Regions from separate parts of the Homo sapiens genome. Here region 1 is linked to region 2. A link is a contact called in ENCODE Hi-C or POLR2A ChIA-PET data. All regions are on one chromosome and are shown on one strand. The core of a region is the stretch at or near the end of the contact, and the rest is flanking DNA. Distances in the headings are between cores, read along the strand shown.

Region 1 (4,327 bases), core at 267-2,766, 270 kb after region 2:
TAGTAGGTATATATGTTTATGGGGTACATAAGATGTTTTGATATAGGCATGCAATGTAAAATAACCACATTATGGGGAATGGGGTATCCATCTCTTCAAGCATTTGTCCTTTGAGTTACAAACAATCCAATTACAAGCTTTATGCCAGGGCATTTTCAATAATATTTAGCGAAAATGATTTTCCCAAGAACTCACCAAATACCAACAGAGCTAGCCATATGATTGTATTTCCTTGTCATGATTTTTTTTAGTTGAGTACTGGGATAGTTTATAGAGAGTTCATTATCCCAGAGGTTGAATATAGGGGAAGAAAAGGGGGTTGTGCAAAGAAACCCAAGTGAGCATTCATTACATGTAATTGAAAGCTAATCATCTCTTCATGGATAACTACTCTACAGAAAAGACCAGCCAAACCACTTAAAACCATCCACAAAGCTCGCTGGCCAGTTAGGACAATAATGCTGAAAAAATATTGCTATGCTCAATTTATTTGATTGCACCTTGTTTTATAGACTGCCTAATGATGAGTGCAGGTTCAAATTCAAATCAAGGAATTTTGCCTCAACAAATTCTTTTCTTCTGCTCTCCTGCACAAATCTAAAGATATTTATCATAAGAACTATATGTACCAAGATCTCACAGGAACATCACCACTGGGTCAGAAGCAAAATAAACTTCACCTGAGTCTGTCAAGAATTGTTTGATGAAATCATCTTTGGTCTGGGAGAGCGAGGTAATAACATATCAACTCAATTTTAAAGGTCCTGCTTACAGAGGACAGAGACAGCCCCCCCCACCCCCCAAAATGCTTTTATTTGCCCTGATACCTAAGATAAAGATTTTATTTTTCAGCAAAGTGATTAAAAATCCGGGTTTTTATTTAAAAATTCTGAGAGATTAGAGATCTAGCGAATTGTTTTTTGGTTTGGACAACAGTGACTCCTTTATACCACAAATATTTGGTAACACATTTTTATTTCTCATCCTTATTTCTCCACTGGAAAACCACTTTATGATAAATTCTGTAAATATTTATTGAAAAAATAAAATATACAGGTTTTATGCTTGGTGCTTCAAGTTTCAAGATGATTGTGTTTAAATCCCTTCTGCTGACGGCTCTTATATTTCTGAATTTGGCTCCCTTAAAATATTTTGTTTCATAGCCAAAGCCAAAAAACAAAACAAAACTATGTTTAAAAACACTACAGGGAAGAAGGAATCACTTCATTGCTTAGTTTTAAAACTACATGAATGACGTCGCTTTTGAGATGTGGAAATACCAGGGTAATTTTGTTTTACTAAAGGTGTATTTTCTTTTCCTTTTAAAGACATATAACAACTATTGTTTTTAACTGGTGAAAGAAAGAATTGGGTTTGGGGCTTTTCATGACCAGGTTAAGTAATTCAGAGCCTTGGTGCTAACAATGAAAGTGAGATTCCCTTTCACGGAAGGGCTGGCCCATTTGAAGTTGATGATTCCAGTCTGGCTGGTCCAACAGGTTTTTATTTCTTAAAGCTTTGAGCACCATGAGTCAGAGGGAGAGGAAGAGAGAGGGAGGACATGAGCTCACTACAGAGAGGTTGGTATTAGAGGAGAAGGGAAGGATTGTTTGTTGGACCCAAACCAGAGAAAGGAGTGGCTGTTATTGCAGCATAAAGCAATGAGCACTGTAGGGGAGCAGCTGAGCTGTTTGTGGAGTCAGCTTCAGGGCCTCAAGGCTGAACTTCCACAGGCAGCAAAAGCATGAGTTACCAGCCTGAAGTGTGAGCTGGTTTTAGAATCTTGTCCCAGTTTTTTTTTTTTTTGGTAGAGATGGGGTCTCACTATGTTGCCTAGGCTGGTTTCAAACTACTTGGGCTCAAGTGATCCTCCCACCTCAGCCTCCCAAAGTGCTGTGATTACTGGCGTAAGCCACTGCACCTGGCCCCCCTCTTTGGTTTTCTCTGCCTGGAAACTTGAGTTGAGAGGCGGGTGTCTCGCCTCTGCCCTTGACTCACCGACATCACACTTCCTTTCATCTGAGTGCTCTCTGAAGTGAGGTCACGTTGGTGAGCTCATCTATATTCAGGAGCCAGAAGAGCAAAGGAGAGCTTTTGCATGTGAAGATCTGCCTGGATGGAAGCTCTGATGTGATGGAAGCTCTTACTACCAATTGGCCAATGGTTCAGATTTTCTTAGAACTAAACTTTTTTTTTGGTCCAGATATGCTAATCAAATGAAAAATGAATTAGGCTGGGATTTCCTCTTCGTAGTCTAACCTTAATGAAAGGAATAATGAGAGAATCTATATTAAATAGGACCCTTTTCATACAAGTAACAGAAATGCAACCTCAAATGTCTCCTTTTAGTGCAGGCAAAAGGGAAGAGCAAAGGAGAGAACTGGGTCTGCAGGATCACTGGAAACAGAGACTTACATGCCTTCCAGTCTCTCTCTCTTTTAACTTTCACTTCTTTTCGACATGTTTTCCTACAGACCTCCTCCACAAGGTTACCTCCTTCTCAGACTCAGATCCTAAGCCTTGATATCAGAGAAGGATTGTCCCGTTTTTGTAAGTCCCAATTTGCAGATACTCAGGAAGGTCCAGCTCAGGTCACACGCAGCCTCTCTGCACAGTGGATGGGCTCTTGTGATTGGCAGTTCTCATGGGAACCATGTAGTGGCGTGAGGGAAGATGGAAATAGGAATGGGTGGGTCTGTGCCAGAAAAGGGAAGGGTGCTGGGCAGATGAAAGAATACATACCTATTACTACACAGAAAAAGGACTATATGTTTGTATTAATCACAGTTCTCTGGAGAAACAGAACAAAAGAATTTTTGATAGAATGTGGCTTATGTGATTATGGAGGCCTAGAAGTTCCATGATATACCATCTGCCAGGTGGAGAGCCAGGAAAGCCAGCGGTGTAATTTAGTCCAACTCCAAAGGCCTGAGAACCAGGAGAGCCAAATGTGTAAGTCTCAGACTGATTCCAAAGGCCTGAGAATGTGGTGGGGGCAGGGAGGGCAATAATGTAAGTCTCTGTCCAAGTCTGAAGGCCTGAGAACCTGAAGTACTGGTGTCTGAGGGCAGAAGAAGATGGAAGTTCCAGCTTAAGCCAAGAGGTGAATTCATCCTTCCTCAGCCTTTTTTCTTCTTAAAAGGGCCCTCAAAGGACTAGCTGGTGTTCATCTGCATTGGTGAAGGCATCCTTTCTCAGCCTACTGATTCAAATGCTCATCTCTTCTGGAAACACTTTCCCAGACACACCCTGAAATAATGTTTTACCTGCTCTCTGAGTATCCTTTAGCCTTGTTAAGCTGACACATAAAATTAACCATCACAAAGATACAAAAGAAGAAATTTTAGTCGAGGTTGAGTCTGAAATATCCATAAAGTACATTATTAAATGAAAAGTATGATTACATCTTTCTGGTTAAATTTTAGCCTTATTAGTGGGAGGGAATATATAGCATTGAATGTTCATTTCATGATGAGATAAAAAAAATGAAAGAAAAATAATTTGGCTGATTTCTTTTGAAAGAAAGTGCAGATCTCTGATGACTCCATGCAAGCTTTGGGTTAAATTTAAAGGTATCTTCCTAATGCCGGGGGAGAATCTCTGAGCTTCGTGACTCTGGGTTCTCTGAAGATGGCTCTACTCTTGAAGGTGTTAATCACATGAGACTTTTGTAAAAATTCAATCAATTTCATTTCTCTGTAAGATGCTTAAAACTATGCCTACAAGTGGGCAGTATAACATTTCATTTCATTGTCTTCTGCAAATGTTTACTATTTGCTATCTATATAATCACTGTATGTTTCAATGGATTTGTTTTGCCTAAAATTATTCCCTAATTAACTCCACTAAGAAAGCAAAAAGGTGTCAAGTTCAGGTTTTTAAGTGGAAGTTGAAGCCCTGGTCAAAAGACAGAGAAAGATTATTTGAAGCATTTAATTGGTTATTATCCAGGTTGGGGAGTGAGTGTGATCTTAACGGCAGTTGAGAAAGATTTTTGAGCTTGGACGAAAAGGTGGAAAAGGATTGATTGAGCCCAGGAATTTGAGGCAGCAGTGAGCTATGAAGGTGCTACTGCACTCCAGCCTAAGTGACAGAGCAAGACTGTGTTGTGCAAACAACAACAACAACAACATCAAAAACCAAAGACAAAAAAGAATGTAATTATACATTTGGTTAACACTAGAGTGTTTTATTTTTGATAGATATTCAATTTATTTTAGGTCTATTAAATATATTTAGACTGTAAGTTTTATATTGTCATTTGATGGAAATTGTGTATTTCACTGAAATTTTACAATTTAAAACATTGGCTTGAGACACAGCCAAA
Region 2 (4,659 bases), core at 448-2,947:
AGTGGGTGCTTTTTTTCTGCCACCACCCAAGGGGAACTCTATGCTGAGAAATCTGAATATATTCCAATGGTAGTGAAAACTATTGAAGAGAAGTGACATGTTATAATGGATGGCAATGTAGCAGGGAATTTTAAGGGAGAAGTAACTAGTTTGGGGTCCAAGAGGAGAAGCATGTTCCAAAACCCTTAACTTTGGGAATTTAGAACTAGCTTTTTTACTATCTTCTGCACAGCATAACTTCAGTCTCCCTTTACTAATTCAAGGAAATCTCAGTGAACAAATTGTATAAGGGTAGATGAGCTAAAAGCTCACTGAGTCATTAATTTGTCATAACTCATCTAAATACAATGATTAGGCTTGTGTAGGTGTCCCTAGTTTCTCTTTCTAAATCATGTCTTAGTAGGGACAGAGCAATAATGGTGGATCGTGGCAACGGGAAGGAAGATGATGTGTCAGTTATCTATTGCTGTATGACAGTCACAAAACCTTAGTACTTACTACAGAAACAATGATTTGTCACATTTTGTGGGTTGTCTGGATGGTTGTTTTGCTTATATGGTGCAGGCTGAGATTACTCATGCAGCTTCACAGTTCTTTTGCTTATATGGTGCAGGCTGAGATTACACATGCAGAGGAAAGATGGGCTCTGTTCCTCATTCGTATGCCTGGGGCCTTGGTGCGGGTTGTGGCAATGGCGTCTTGGTTCTCCATGTGCCGTCTCTCCAGCAGGATAACCTGTAGTTTTCTCACAGCATGACAGCTGGGTTCCAGGAGAATCAAAGCAGAAGCTGCTAGACCAATTAAGAACTAGGCCCAAAACTTGCAGTGTCACTTCTGCCACGTTCTGTTCCTCAGAGTAAAGTCACAACACCAGCCCAAAGGGAGGAGAAATAAACAGACTCCACCTCCTTTGAAGCAGAGAGACATGCGTGTACAGGGATGAGATGAGTCACAACACCTCCTCTCACAACACCTCCCCTCAAAAGTCACAACACCTCCCCTCAAAGGGAGGGGAAATAAACAGACTTCACCTTTTGTGAAGCGGAGAGACATGCATGTACAGGGATGAGATGAGTATTGGCAGCCATATTTGCAGATAGACACCACAGCTGGTGACCAGAAGGCTAAGAAAGAATAGGGAGAGGCTGGGGGCATGACTCGCACCTGTAATTCCAGCACTTTGGGAGGCTGAGGCAGGAGGATCACTTGAGGCCAAGAGTTCAAGACCAGCATGGGCAACATAGCGAGACCCTGTCTCTATAAAAAATAAAAATAAAAAAATAAAATTAGCTGGGCATGGTGATGCACACCTATAGTCCTAGCTCCTCAGGAGGCTGAGGAGGGAGGAGCTCTTGAGCGCAGGAGTTTGAGCTGCAGTGAGTAGCGATTGCACCACTGTATTCTAGCATCTGTGACAGAAAGATAACACGTCTCAAAAAAATAAATAAATAAGAAAAGAATAGGTAGGAGCAAGCCTGAAAGCAAGTCTGGCTCAGAGTTGGTCACAGTGGGCAGTCAAGAGAATTTAGCTGAAAGGGCAAGTAAATATGTAGGAAGGAGAGAGCCTATATTAAGTTAAGATGAGGAACTAGAAACCAGTTAGGCACCAGCACAATAAACATAAGGCACTCCTATCTTGGTTTCTTCTGTGTTTCCTGTTGAGACTGGATCCAGTGCTTGGTTTAGCCTACGGCTGAGAGGACAGCCTTTTAGAAAGGAGGCAAACAGAACAGCCTGCTGGAGTGTGGAGTGCAGAACTAAAAATCAGGGCAGATTTTGATGATACTGATGGTCTGTCTCTTAGCTTCCTGGTCATTGCAGATGCCTTTTCTTTTCTTTGTTTTCTCTAGGCATTGTACTTGAATTCAGGCCAAACTATACTCCTGATTTCCACTCATGAAATTTACCCTTGAAACTTCACTGAGCTAGTCCCTGGATGCTCCCTCCTAATTTTTGTTTAATATGTATTTCAGTTTTTCCTGAGTAATATCATATGTCAGGTGATGGAAATTTATGATAAAGTTACCTTTCCTCCCTACAGACCACTGGAAGGGTAAGCCAGGTTGGATCTACGAGCCTTTATTGACTGTTCCAAGTGGAATTCAACGTGTATTGAGTTCTTTTTATGTGCTTGACATATTGCTAGATGCTAGTCTTATAGAGATGAATAAATCATCATTCCTGTGCTTCAAAAATGTGCTGCTTAAGAGGAGACAAATCGTTCTTTAGAAAGTCACTGTATAATGTAGTAAGCAAAATCGTTGTAGCAAATAGGGAGCCATTAAGCCTGTCTGGCTTGGCCAAGGGGGTCTGGGGATGGGGAAAATAGTCCAGCCTGAGAAAGCAGTAAGTGCAAAGGCAGGGGTGTGTTTGAAGGGCTGTGACTGTTCCGAGTACAAAGTTCAGTGTGAGTGGCAGGATACCTCACCAAAGTACTTGGGCATTGTGCTTTCTTTTGGAGAAGAGCCAGTGACACATTTACGCTGGGATTTACATGCTTGGAGTTACGCTCTTAGCAAGGTAATAAGCACAATATGTAGGTGACTGGCAGGGGACAAAAGATTAGAGCAGAGAGACCAGTTAAGAGGCTTTTGCAGTAACCTAGGTGAAGGATGTTGAGGATATATTTACCTTAAGGCAAGCAGAGCCAACATAGAAGAGGAGGATTCAGAAGATATTTAGGAAGTGAGGATGATATGGTTTGCTAACTTACTGGATGTGGGAGAGGAAGCAGGAGTTGAGTGTGACTTCCAGGCTTCTGGCTTGGACACAGGCGGATGTCACGCTGACCAGCCAAGGTAGCAAAATACAGGATGAGGTGCAGGTGTATGGGAGATCAGTGTGAACATTTGAACATCTGAGACACATATATTGTGGCCAACTAAATTCTGTTGCCTGATGTTTTTCAAGCATTTATGACAATTTTCCCCATAGGTTATCTTGAGTATCAATATGATTTTCTAAATGGGAAAATTGCTGAGTCCTAGATACAATGTAAGGTGAAAATGCCTTGGCAACTTGGGAACACTGACACAAAGTAGCGTTTATCACATATCACCTTGTAACTCCAACACTATCTAGCCTTCTCCCATTTTAAGGTTTTCTACTTCTCAAATGCCTCACATTATTTTCCCCATCTTTTGTTTTTCTATTCTCTTCTTTTCTACCCTTTAGTTCTCAACACCTGAAATTTCATGGAAATTTCAGTGTTGACGAAGAGTACAGTACAACATAGCCCTTTCATACTTTTGTTAGGTTTTACAAGAGTTAAACCATTTTATTTAAACTATTTTATATGTTTCAAAGTCTGTATTGTGATTAAGTATTAACTATAATTAAATCAAATGAGTTATAAATATTAAACTGTTTATTTCCAGGAGAGGAAAATTCTCAGAATTTAAAGCTCATACAGCTCCAGTTCGAAGTGTAGACTTTTCAGCTGATGGCCAGTTTCTAGCTACAGCTTCTGAAGACAAATCCATAAAAGTATGGAGCATGTATCGCCAGCGCTTCCTGTATTCCTTGTATCGACATACACACTGGGTACGCTGTGCCAAGTAAGTGCAAAAAATTTCATATTAAGATGTCCACATATTTTTTCTGCTTCATGTTTGCCCCCAACTTCCAGAAAAAGGGTTTGAGGACATATTCATTCATTCATTCAACAGATATTTGTTGTGTGACTGCTTTGTGCGGGAACGGTAGTAAACAAAATAGTGAAAATCCTTGTTCTTACATTCCAGAGAGACAGACAAACAAGTAGGAAAATGGAGCAGGTCAGATGGCAGTAAGCACTATGGAGAAAGAGCTGGGTTAGAAGGGGGCGCGTAATTTTTTTTTCTTTTTTTTTTTTCTTTTTTTTTTTTTTGAGACACGGTCTCACTCTTGTTACCCAGGCTGGAGTGCAGTGCTGCCATTACTGCTCATTGCAACCTTGACTTCCTGGGTTCAGGTGATTCTCCTACCTCAGACTCTGAGTAGCTGGGACTACAGGCATGCACCACCATGCCTGGATAATTTTTTGTATTTTTAGTAGAGACAGGGTTTCACCATGTTGCCCAAGCTGGTCTCAAACTCCTCAGCTCAAGTGATCCACCTGCCTTGGCCTCCCAAAGTGCTGGATTTTCCCAGCACTTTTATTACAAGGGGCCTGTAATTTCAAATGACATTCAGGGAATGTCTTACAGAAAGTGTGACCTTTCTGTAAGAAAGATGTCCAAAGGGTGACCTTTGGACAGAGATGTAAAGGAGGGAGTGAGGCTTGAAGAAATTCAGGAAAGGAATGTTCTGGATAGGAGAAGCAAGGGCAGAAGCCCTGAGGCAGAGCCTGGTGGCTGTATGAGGAAAAGCACAGGTGAGGGTGGGTGGGGATGTAGGAGGGGCCCCAGGGAGGCTGGCCAGGTCAAGAGCAGCGCTGACTTGTGCCCTGGGTGAGAGGAGATGCCAGTGTAGTGCCCTCCTCTCTTTGACCTACATTTTGCTGGAATTGCTCAGACTGCTGTGTGGAGAATAGACTGTCAAAGCCAGGCCAGAAGCAGGGAGACCTTGTTAGGAGGCTGAGCAGTCCAGGTCCTGGCTTGGATCAAGGTGGTGGCTGTGAAAATTGAGATGTGGTTGGATTTTAGATAAAGTTGGAAGTTACAACTGGCAGTACGAGCT

What was found. Hi-C counts contacts between places; a loop is a spot of excess contacts on that map. ChIA-PET counts read pairs that join two places held with the same protein, here RNA polymerase II (POLR2A). Pooled maps may share reads with other maps.
Region 1: a loop to region 2 is called in a pooled map, with 14 times the contacts of the local background. The contact joins two enhancer-like sites. A Hi-C loop is called at or near these places in 7 of 50 pooled maps. POLR2A ChIA-PET finds 5 or more read pairs at or near these places in 2 of 52 experiments (activated CD4-positive, alpha-beta T cell and activated T-cell).

What each region holds. Positions count from the first base shown.
Region 1 is chr12:89,223,225-89,227,551 of GRCh38, reverse strand. The region is part of intron 1 of LOC105378255 (a long non-coding RNA gene); the gene reads right to left. Among named protein-coding and RNA genes, the nearest start is that of DUSP6, 130 kb to the left of the region's middle. Within about 2 kb of position 1,516, at least 5 of the 41 ENCODE cell types and tissues checked have a DNase peak (open chromatin) inside an H3K27ac peak, as active enhancers do.
Region 2 is chr12:89,490,834-89,495,492 of GRCh38, reverse strand. It overlaps POC1B-DUSP6 (POC1B-DUSP6 readthrough), which reads left to right. Exons shown (of 11, transcript NR_189589.1): 4 at 3,378-3,557. POC1B (POC1 centriolar protein B) reads left to right here. Exons shown (of 12, transcript NM_172240.3): 4 at 3,378-3,557. Among named protein-coding and RNA genes, the nearest start is that of GALNT4, 32 kb to the left of the region's middle. Within about 2 kb of position 1,697, at least 4 of the 41 ENCODE cell types and tissues checked have a DNase peak (open chromatin) inside an H3K27ac peak, as active enhancers do.